Linked DNA regions of Homo sapiens: region 1 is linked to region 2. Evidence: chromatin loops called from intact Hi-C (ENCODE). Cell type or tissue: PC-3. All regions are shown on one strand. Links, peaks and the distances in the headings refer to the core of each region. The heading gives the core; the rest is flanking DNA. Region 1 has its middle 63 kb from the start of MIR4499. Region 2 overlaps CRYL1 (crystallin lambda 1).

Region 1 (5,323 bases), core at 324-5,323, 50 kb before region 2:
TGGGATAATGCTGCACCTTGGTCTGGGTTCTTAGTGCAGACTCTAATACAAGTGAGGTTCTAAAATTCACACACCCTCTGTCCATCCATCCCATCGCTGGGATATTCACTAGGATAAAATTGTGATTTATCATGAGCTTGAGCTAGAACAGCCAACACCTAGATTTCCTTAAATCTGTTTCTATTTCTTGCTCATTCCTCCTTTTCCATGCAAATTCTTATTTGTAGTAAGTAGCGCCACTCTTTTCCAGACCCCAGGTGTAATTAACTGTAGCAAAATGTGGTAAAAGACCGTATTTGTGGCTCTGAATATTAAAATCCAAAGGTGACCAGAAAATAATTGTTAACAGTTCTGGGTGGTTGTGCCAGAAAAATGACTCTGGCTCAGGAGGTGACATTTTTCAGACAGTGGTAAGGGAGGCTCGGTGATCCATTTGGTTCTGATGTTTAGGATAGGAGAGTGATCCTGGAGACTACATAGGATTTGGTTTTTTTTTTTTTTTTTTTTTTTAAAGTTCCATACCAAAATGTAGGCCTGTGGATGCTGATGGAACTCCAGGTAACACAGTGCCCAAAGTAGGCGTTTGTGTGCTTAGGTTACCACTGGGTCATAAAACAGCCACGTGGCAACTCCAGCCTTGGCTCGGGAGTTTGGTATAAGAGGAAAGTTGGTGGCTTTGCATTGGGTGCATGTTCATGTTTCGCCTGGATCATATCATTGTTCATCTTCCCCATTGAAGGCCCACCCCACAGGTAGTTTTTGCACTTTTTGATCTTGGCACCAGCAAAGCTGTTGCACGTGAGACACAAGCTTTAAGGTGGGAACCTGACGTAGGTCTTCAGTGGCCCAAATCAGGAAAGGAGTCGCTTCCCTGACCCGGGCACAGTTAAATAGATCCACAGCCCAGTGTGGACAACTTACTCTAGTTGACAACATGTGGTGGAGAAAAGGCCAAGGTTTCCTGAACAGCATATCTCTTCTAGAAAGAGCAATACTTCCTAAAAGTGCTGAGGTTGCCACAGTTGAAAAGTTCAGAAAAATGAAATTCAAGTGTAAATTTGTATGAAAGAGAGGGAGAAGGGTTCTTCCAGGAACCATTCAGAAAATGATGAGATAAATCACAGACTGAGAGAAAGTAGTTGCAGGACACATAATCTTCCAAGGACTTCTATCCAAAATATTTCAGAACTCTTACAAATCTCATAAACAAGCAAGCCATTAAAAATGGAAATTCAGAGGCTGAAGAGAGACAATCACTTGAAGACAGGAGTTAGAGACCAGCTTGGGCAACATAGTGAGACTCTATCTCTAAAAAAAGTTTTAAATAAAAGTTTAAAACAATTTTAATTTAAAAAATTGGAATCAGAAAATAGAAGAAGATATACATATGGCCAAAAAGCACATGAAAAGATCCTCAACATCATCATCAGAAAATGTTAATTACCATGTTAGGGTATCTTCATATCCACTAGAATGGCTAAAATTGAGAAGATCAGTGTATTAAGTGCTGACAAAGATATGGAGCAACTGAAACTCTTTTTTTTTTTCCAGACAGGGTCTCGCTCTGTTGCCCAGGCTACAGTGCAATGGCACAATCATGGATCACTGCAGTCTCAACCTCCTAGGCTCAAGCAATCTTCCCACATCAGCCTCCTGAGTAGCTGGGACCACAGGTGCGCACCACCAGACCCCACTGATTTTATTATTTTTACTTTTACGGAATCAGGGTCTCTGTATGTTGCCAGGACTGGCTAAAACTCTTACATCTTGCTGGTAGGAATAGAAAATGGTACCCCCATATTGAAAAACAGATTGGCCACTTCTTATAAACATAGACTTACAATACCGTTCATGTGTTCCATTTCTAGACATAGTAATAAAAACATGTTTGCATAAAAAGACTTGTATGCAAATATTCACAGAAGCTTAATTCACAAAAACCAACACTTGGGGGTTAAAAATAAAATTGCCCAGATGTCCATCAACAGGTGAATGGAAAAACCGTGGAATGTTCATACAATAGAAACTCTACCGCTCAGCCGTAAAAAAATGAACTTGACACACACCCACATATGATGACTCTCAGAAACATCACTCTGAGGGCAAAATAAGCTGGACACAAAAGAATTCATGCCGTATGACAACATTGACATGAAGTTCTAGAGTTGGCGGAACTAATCTCTGGTGATAGAAATCAGATAAGTCGTTGCCTGGGGCAGGGGTTTGGAGGGAAAATTGCAAAGAGCACAGGAGAACCTTATGTGGAAATGTTCCATGTCTTGATTGGCATGGTGGTTACGCGGTTGTACATATTAGTCAAAATTCACTGAAGCATACACTTAAAATGTGTGCATTTTATTGCATGTAGCTATACCTCCACAAAGACGGTTAACTCACACACAAAGAACTTCTTCAGAATTAGTCACCTGTGGACTACTCTGTCACGCATTGGCAGGTCTTCATGTGGCTGTCACAGAAATCGGTTCCAAGATTTAGCAACCACACAACCATAATAACACTGAACAGGACTCATTTTTATTGGGTTTTGATATACTCATCTTGGAAGTCAGGAAGTTACTTTGAATTTTCAACAGATTCTGAATTTAACCTCAAAAATACTTTTAAGCGTAACTTTGTATTTTCCATGCAGTGGTGCTATGCCTTGGAGAAACTACTGATTTGGTGTCAGTTCCCCAGAAAAGAGCATTTTAAAAAGAGAAAGACAGCCTGATCAACATAGTGAGACCCCATCTCTACAAAATATTTTTTTAAAATTAGCTGGGCATGGTAGTTCACGTCTATAATCTCAGCTACCAGGGAGTCTGAGGCAGGAGAATCTTTTCATCCCAGGAATTTGAGGCTGCACTGAGCTACAACAGTGCCACTGCACTCCAGCCTAGCGACAGAGCAAGACTGTCTCAAAAAAAAAAAATCAGTAAAAACAAAAGAAGAAAAATGTAAGGTATTGCATTACAGAGCTGTGCATGATCAACTTTTTGCTTCAGTTTACATAGCATTTTCTATTTGAAACAATGCTTTGAAAATATCTACAAATGCCAGGTTATCAGTCTGTCATAATTTTTTTTAAAAAAGAAAGAGCTAAGAACACTCAATTCTCTTGATCATGATCCAGCCAAATCAGGCTCACACATATCCTGCCGTGTGTTCAACTTCCTTCTGTTCCTGCCCTTTCACCACCAAACAAGAAGGTAGTCAATCCAGAAAGGGTGTATCATGTTTTTTAGGAATCTCATCTTATTTTTTCACCAACCCTCACAAATCACTCCAAAGGTAAATATGACAGGGAATTACAGAAAGGTAGTTGTGAAAAGGTAAGTATGGCCAGGAAATTCCAAGGTGGCCTGAGAGACAACTGGGCTGTGGCTGTGACTCAGCTCCAGTTGCAGAAGTACCTGTTTTACTCTGTGGAGGATGTGTCTGTGCTGTGTGAACAGTGCCATCCCCCTTCCCTTCTCTTCTAGGCACTACCCCCACCAGGAAGCCCATCAGACAATGGCCCAAGCACATTCCGATGGACAAGTTTGAGGCTCAACAAATTCATTGTCAACAACTAGGAAGATGGAATAAAAATCAGATGTCCAAGTCTAGATTGGCGAGTTGAAATAAAAACAATCCTATTACACATCACCCAATGAAAAAAAATTACCCAAGCCATGGTCTACCCAGCATTTTTGTTCATTGTGCGAGGTGTTTGGCAAAGTGTACCAAGATTTTTAAAAATTCCTATCAATTTACCAACTACTTCCTCTTCTAGTAATTTATCCTAAGTAAATCAGTAGAGATTTACTTAGGTTCATGTACAAAATATCCTATGCAGAATATTGTCTATTGACAGTATCCCAACTATCCGACAATATGGATAATTGTAAAATAAATTATACCAATAAGATAAAATACTATTCATGCAAAACTAAATGTGTGGTCTTCCCCTCTGAACCTGTCCTCCCCAATGCATGGCAATAAAGTATAGTGCGTACACTGTAGTTCTGAAGTTAGACTGACTACACGCAAATCCTGGCTTTGGAACATTCTAACTGTGTGACACTGGACATTTACTTAACTTACCTAAGCCTCGGTTTTCTCTTGTGAAAATAATAAGGCTACCAGAGAATTCAGTAAAATAATTAATGAAAAATGCTGACACATAATAAAGGCTCAATAAATGTTCCATGGTGAACAGCTCTATGAAAACCTATTTCCAAAGTCCAAAGAAGCTGAGGGGACAAAGAAAAAGGCTGACACATCCGATTTCTCAGTAAGAAATGTTTAACAGGGACTTGCAAACAGAAGCCCTGTCCCCAGAGGCTGTGGGATGAGTTGGTGGATTTCTGAGCCATTACCCTGCAGACCCAGAGCTTATGTACCACAGGTGAGGAATGTGTAAGACAGGCGAAGTGGACCCCTGAGAGACAGGTAAGAATTCTATTTGAATCTGCCTAAAGGCAGGATTTCTGATCAAGATCATTTTGACCTAAGAGCAGGATTTACAGTAACAGTAAAGTAGAGATCTCAGAGGCATTCCCAGAACACAGGTTAATCGGAAGTCCACATAGCTGATTCGCATCCAAGATGGAGTAGCTTTAGCCTCCACAGAGTTGCTGCTGGTAACTTTGGTTACACACAGAAATCACCTGGGATACTTTAAAAATACTGCTGCTTGGCTTCCATACCCAGAAATTCTGATGTAACTTGTCTGAGATGGAGACTCAGCATCCAGATCTGTCAAAGCTCCTCTAGTAGGTTCTGATTCTAGTCATGAGAGAGTCACTCACTTGTACTGAACATTAGTCCTGCTAACAGCAATTACAAACTCTTCTCAGAATATAATCAGCAACCGTTTGAAGACACAAGAAACCAACCCAAAGCAGGCACAAACCTCATCCTTGACAGAAAAGGAGCACATTAACCAGCTCCACATTTAACCGGCTTTCCCTGGAGGACGCTATCCAGCAAGGCAAAATAGGCAGTCAAGCAGGAAGTAGTGATGTTATTGGGCTAAACAGACACGGATTGAAGTTCAGAGCTGCCATCCCATCTGGAAATTGAACAGCAAAATCCCAGAAAGCAGGAAGAAAGAAGGAAACCACCAAACTAGTGTAAAATTCCCCTAGGTCCTTGGCTGACTTATGAACTGTGCAGAGTACATGAGGAGACACCCAGGAGCCCAGCAGAAAGCAGCAACTTGGAAGCCAAAAAGCTGGATCTCAGCAGGTACCTAGTGCTTAGAGTTCTGGGTTCGAGTCCCACTTAGTTAGACAGGCTTTGACAAACACTACAGGCTCTCCCTGAAAAACTAGCAGGA
Region 2 (5,378 bases), core at 285-5,284:
ACTGTTAGTTCAAAACATGGTTTCGCGTCCTGAAAATCATTGGGCAAAGAGATCCCAGACAGTGTTAAGGAACCCCTTTTATTGAAAAACTCCTTGCTTCTGCTTCCTTAGTTAAAACCTGAGATTTTTCCACAGTGGAGTAACACATGCATAGCTGGGGCACATATTTTGCACCTGATTTGGTAGGAGAAAATGCCCAGGCTGAGAGGAGCCACAAGACATCCGTGAAGTAGGAGAAAATGCAAGATAGTTAATAACGTACCCAACTGCTATGAAACAAATGTTAAGTCGAATGAAAGGTTTAGGGATGTATCACTCAGGGTTCTACCAGACAAAGCCAGTAAGATTCACACACATACACACATACATCAAGAGATTTATTTCAAGGAATTGGCTCATGTGACTGTGGGCCTGGCAAGTCAGAAAGCCATGGACAGGCCATCAGGAGGGCAGGCCGGCAACTCCAGGCAGGAACTACCCCACAGTCTGCAGGTGGAATTTCTCCTTCCTCAGGGAGATCTCAGTTCTGCTTGCAAGGCCTTTCAATGGACTGGATTTAGCCCACCCAGACTATGGAGAATAATCTCATTTACTTAAAGTCAACTATGTACCAAATACCTTCCCAGCAACATCTAGACTGAGTTTGACTGAGTGACTGGACGCTCTAGCCTGGCCGAGCTGACCCTCTCAGGGGACAGATACCCTCAGGGATCTTGGATCAAGCACTTCTGTTTGTTTGTGGGGTGGGGATGGGGAGAAGAGGAAGCAAGACACATCTAACAATTAACAATAGCAAAGGGTTAACAGATGCTGTGGTACTTACTCTGGTCCTTCGGACAGTCCCAGAAGAAGAGGAAGGCAGGAGAGAAACTTGTGTGGTGGAGGCACACGATATTTGATGGATAAATCCTCCTCCGTGACTATCTCCTCTACTGATCACCAGCTACACCGAACCATCTTTCCTTCTCTATAATCATCCCATTCCTAGATTTAATTTTCTGATTCATGTATTTTTTGCATGGCCTCATTTTCATTTGCTTTTCTCATTTTTCTTCATACCATTCTTCCTCATCCACTTCTTTTTTACTAATTCCCAGCTTTTGATCTTCTATTTTGTTTTGCTCTACTTTTCCCCCAAACTTGGTCCTGAATTTTCACATTTTTCTTGTGCAAACACTACAATAACTTTACTACTACTATCACCAGCAGGAACACAGACTTGCTACCCAGGAATTTGGATGAGGTTCTATTCAAGTTCTTCCACTCCTCAGCTAGAGTTTGGGCATAAGTCCACTGTCAACTGAGAAACAGGAGAAAAATTAAGAGTCAGGAGTCACAAAAGGTTTTATCTTAGGTGAGTGTCAAATAAAGAAACGCAACAGCGAGAAGTAGAGTACTCTGCCACCTTCAGCCCTACGAGGGCGACATGAAGAAAGCACTGGGCTTGTGTGGATCACCCCAGGGCAGCGGCCAAGAAGAAAGGATTACACCAGCACGTCCATCTCAATCTCTAGTGAAAGAAAGGATGGAACAAAGTTAAATCTCGGTGATTTTCTCATCTCCAGAGATGTTCAAGGACAGACCCAGACAAGAACAGTCACTTGCACAGAAGTAACTCGAGCATGAGCTAGGGTACTAGACTATCCCTCTGAGAAACATCCAGCCCTAGGGTCCTTGCAAATGCTACAGGGAGTAACAGAGTTAGAGATTAAGTTTATTATTATTATTATTATTTTGAAATGGAGTTTTGCTCTTGTTGTCCAGGCTGGAGTGCAATGGCAGGATCTCGGCTCACTGCAACCTCTGCCTCCCAGGTTCAAGCGATTCTCCTGCTTCGGCCTCCAAATAGCTGGGATTACAGGCATGCGTCACCACGCCCAGCTAATTTTGTATTTTTAGTAGAGACACAGTTTCTCCATGTTGGTCAGGCTGGTCTCAAACTCCTGACCTCAAGTGATCCACCCGCCTCAGCCTCCCAAAGTGCTGGGATTACAGGTGTGAGCCACCACATCTGGATAATTTTGTATTTTTAGTAGCGATGGGGTTTCTCCATGTTGGTCAGACTGGTCTCAAACTCCTGACCTCAAGTGATCCACCCAGAGTGCTGAGATTACAGGTGTGAGCCACCACATCCGGCCTAGATTAAGTTTATATTGAGAACTACCACAATGATTCATGAGTCTCTCATGAGAAACTAGTTGGAATTATGAGTTTGTTCCCTCCACTTATACATACTGTACCCACATGTTTTCGTTTTCTATACTCTTCACCACATGTTGCTTCCCCCACATGCAACAGGAAACTGGCTCCACGGCAAGGGTGAAAAAGATCTGACCCAGTGGTTCCCACCCACGCCACCTTCCAGGGAGAAGGTGAGGCCAAGATGAGACTTTAATAAGTCGAAAATAAAAGACTGCTAAGTGCTGCCCCACAATTACTCACAGGCTTGTGGTCAGGTTTGTGAGCTGCTTGGCCTGTTGCCGGCACTTACAAGCTTTCTTGGAAGCAAGACACAGACATTCCTGCGGAATGACTTGAGCAAATTTTGCTAACGCTACAAGGGTTGATTGAACACCACCACATTGAACTGATGCAAGAGGACACTGAATCACACCCATAAAACACCCGTCCTGTCAAGAGTCTTCCAAGAGGACGCGCAGGAGTCAGCGCTCCGGGGAAAGAAGATGAGAAACACCAGGTGGACCACCCTGGCCAGGCTGCTGGGAACAAGCCTACGTGCACAGCTGCCGGAGGAGAGGCGGGTCTCCCCTCTGGGAGGCATCTCAGCTACATCTATCAAGTTATAAAAATGTTACTCTCCCGCAGGCTGAGCCCACTCCCAGAATTATTCCAGAAAAGACTCCAGAAGAAGAAACCATATGTGCATAGAGGCTCACTGAGGCCTGACCTTAAAACATCCCGCAGTAAGGGAAAGATTGGATTTAAAAGAAAAAAAAAAAAGACCAGCTAAATGAAATATCATAAAGCCATTAAGAATGAATAAAAACTTGAGTAGCATGTTCATAATAGAGACTAGACAGGAACAAAGGAAAATGAAAGCAATTGACTTAGGGTAGAGCAAACACAGGTGGAGTTTTTCCCTTTGACTTTTCTTTAAAATAGAGGTTGTGTGTGTGTGTGTGTGTGTGTGTGTGTGTGTGTGTGTGTGTGTGTGTTTTGAGACAGAGTCTCACTCTGTCGCCCAGGCTGGAGTGCAGTGGCGTGATCGCAACTCACTGCGACCTCCGCCTCCTGGGTTCAAGCGATTCTCCTGCCTCAGCCTCCCAAATAGCTGGGACTACAGGCCCGCCACCACGCCTGGCTAATTTTTTGTATTTTTAGTAGAAACAGGATTTCATTGTGTTAGCCAGGATGGTCTCGATCTCCTGACCTCATGATCCGTCCGCCTTGGCCTCCCAAAATCCTGGGATTACAGGCGTGAGCCACTGCGCCCAGCCTAAAATAGAGCTTTTAAATAGAAACAAACAAACAAAAAAAAAAATGGAAAGGAAAGAGAGGAAAGACTTTGCCCTAATAAAAGGGACATTCCAGAGTACTTCAGGCCCCAGTGCTAATTCCCTGGTGCACTTTTTCTTAGAACACTGTGTGTATAATGATGCTTTTAGGGGGAAAAACAACAGTATTATAGAGTTTGAAAGAAAGGGAAAGCCTCGACTTTTACAACAAATACAACAGCAAAAAGAATCCATCATTGTGTATGAATGTGAATACATTCACTTCCATTCTATGAGGGTAGTGATACTTTAATTGAGGGGTCCTCTGGGAATACAGTTTACTACAATAAGTTTTGAACCAAAGAGTGTAAGCCCTGACTCCAAAAACAGCCATGGAGCACAAGCCCCATATCTGCCTACTCCCCACATCTTTACCCAGAGATGCTTCCTGCCTTGATGGCCCATAGGGCTCCAGTGGCCTCTCACCTGGCTTCTACCTGCAGCTGATGGAAGGCACAAAGGCTGGCTCCCACAAGGGAAGAGGGATGCAGTGTCATTTGTCACCTCCCACCTCTCTTCTCTTTGCCTTTTCTCTTGGGGGCTCCTTACCCCCATCCTCTACTTCTGGGGACCCTTACCCCTGGCCTGTTAACTTCCCAACTTCAAACTGAGGGAGCTGAAATCCATCATTTATATTCACTGCTCAAGCACCTATTGGTAATGATTGCTAGAAGGTGTTATAGTAACAGCATTTTCATTTATTTATTTATTTATTTATTTATTTTTAGAGTTAGAATACTAACATAGAAGCTTTGCAGCATTTTGGGGATTTTTAATGAGTATGTGGTTGATGTTATTTATTTGCTTATTAATGGGGATACAGGTATCTCTAAATTCATAAATCAGCAGTATCTCTCTTTTCAATAGGGTTTTGTTGCTCACCAATATGACTACTCAGAAAATGGCCACCCACAAAATAATAAATAATGGTATAAAAATAGTCTACTTCTTATGGAAAATTGCTGCTAGAAAAAAAATCCTAATTAAGGCCAGGCGCGGTGGCTCACACCTGTAATCCTAGCACTTTGGGAGGCCAAGGCAGGCCGATCATTTGAGGTCAGGAGTTCAAGACCAGCTTGGCCAACATGGAGAAACCCCATCTCTACTAAAAATACAAAAAATTAGCCAGGCATGGTGGCATGCGCCTGTAGTCCCACCCACTTGGGAGGCTGAGGCAGGAGAAGCCTTTGAACCTGGGAGATGGAGATTGCCATGAGCCGAGATCACGCCATTGCACTCCAACCTGGGCCACAGAGTGAAATTCCATTTCCAAAAAAAAAAAAAAAAGTCCTAATTAACTAATGATTCCAACACAGCAAATAAAAGTTTGCAGATAGAATTCCAGTTGCTGTGGCAGTTGACATTATCCCTGCGAACATCTGCACTACTCTAGAGAGAAATCATTACAAGGTACAAACGTGCTCCCTTGCACCTCCAGCCAGGCTGGGGTCGCCCAGCAAGTGTAAGCAAACCTGTGGGAAAGCTGAGCTGGACTTGGCTCTGCACACGGGTGGCATGCAGCTTCTGACTCTAACATAGAGGAGGAGAAAGCTTTACAAATATGCTTAGATGCCATTTCTCTGCCAAAGCCACCAGCCTTTCTGGAAAAGTCTTGCACTCCTGCTCTCCTTTTGGAAGAGCCCCACATTCCAACAGTTTGTCATGTGCATCCTAACCCATCTCGAGTGGTATCTACAGTCTTTCCAAACAAAGGGCCACGCTACTCTGTGAAAAATGCCACTGGAAGTTTGATAGGGATTGCACTGAATCTGTAGATCACCTTGGGCAGTATGGACATTTTAACAATATTAATCATTCCAATCCATGAACACAGAATGTCCTTCCATTTATTTGTGTCTTCTT

Evidence for each region. Peaks named below come from ENCODE experiments on the same cell type or tissue, not always from the same donor. Only the 100,000 strongest peaks of a DNase experiment are listed, where the experiment ranks them.
Region 1: a loop joins it to region 2, with 10 times the contacts of the local background. A loop is called at or near these places in 4 of 110 quality-filtered maps.

Annotation. Positions count from the first base shown.
Region 1 is chr13:20,367,834-20,373,156 of GRCh38, forward strand. No RefSeq gene overlaps it. Among named protein-coding and RNA genes, the nearest start is that of MIR4499, 63 kb to the right of the region's middle. In PC-3, for the core only: no CTCF peak of the experiment used is centred there; DNase peaks (open chromatin) are centred at 2,248 and 3,368; H3K4me3 peaks cover 1,323 bases; H3K27ac peaks cover 3,331 bases.
Region 2 is chr13:20,417,575-20,422,952 of GRCh38, forward strand. The region is part of intron 5 of CRYL1 (crystallin lambda 1); the gene reads right to left. Among named protein-coding and RNA genes, the nearest start is that of MIR4499, 14 kb to the right of the region's middle. RefSeq lists an enhancer at 1,453-2,652. In PC-3, for the core only: no CTCF peak of the experiment used is centred there; a DNase peak (open chromatin) is centred at 2,467; H3K4me3 peaks cover 399 bases; H3K27ac peaks cover 2,172 bases.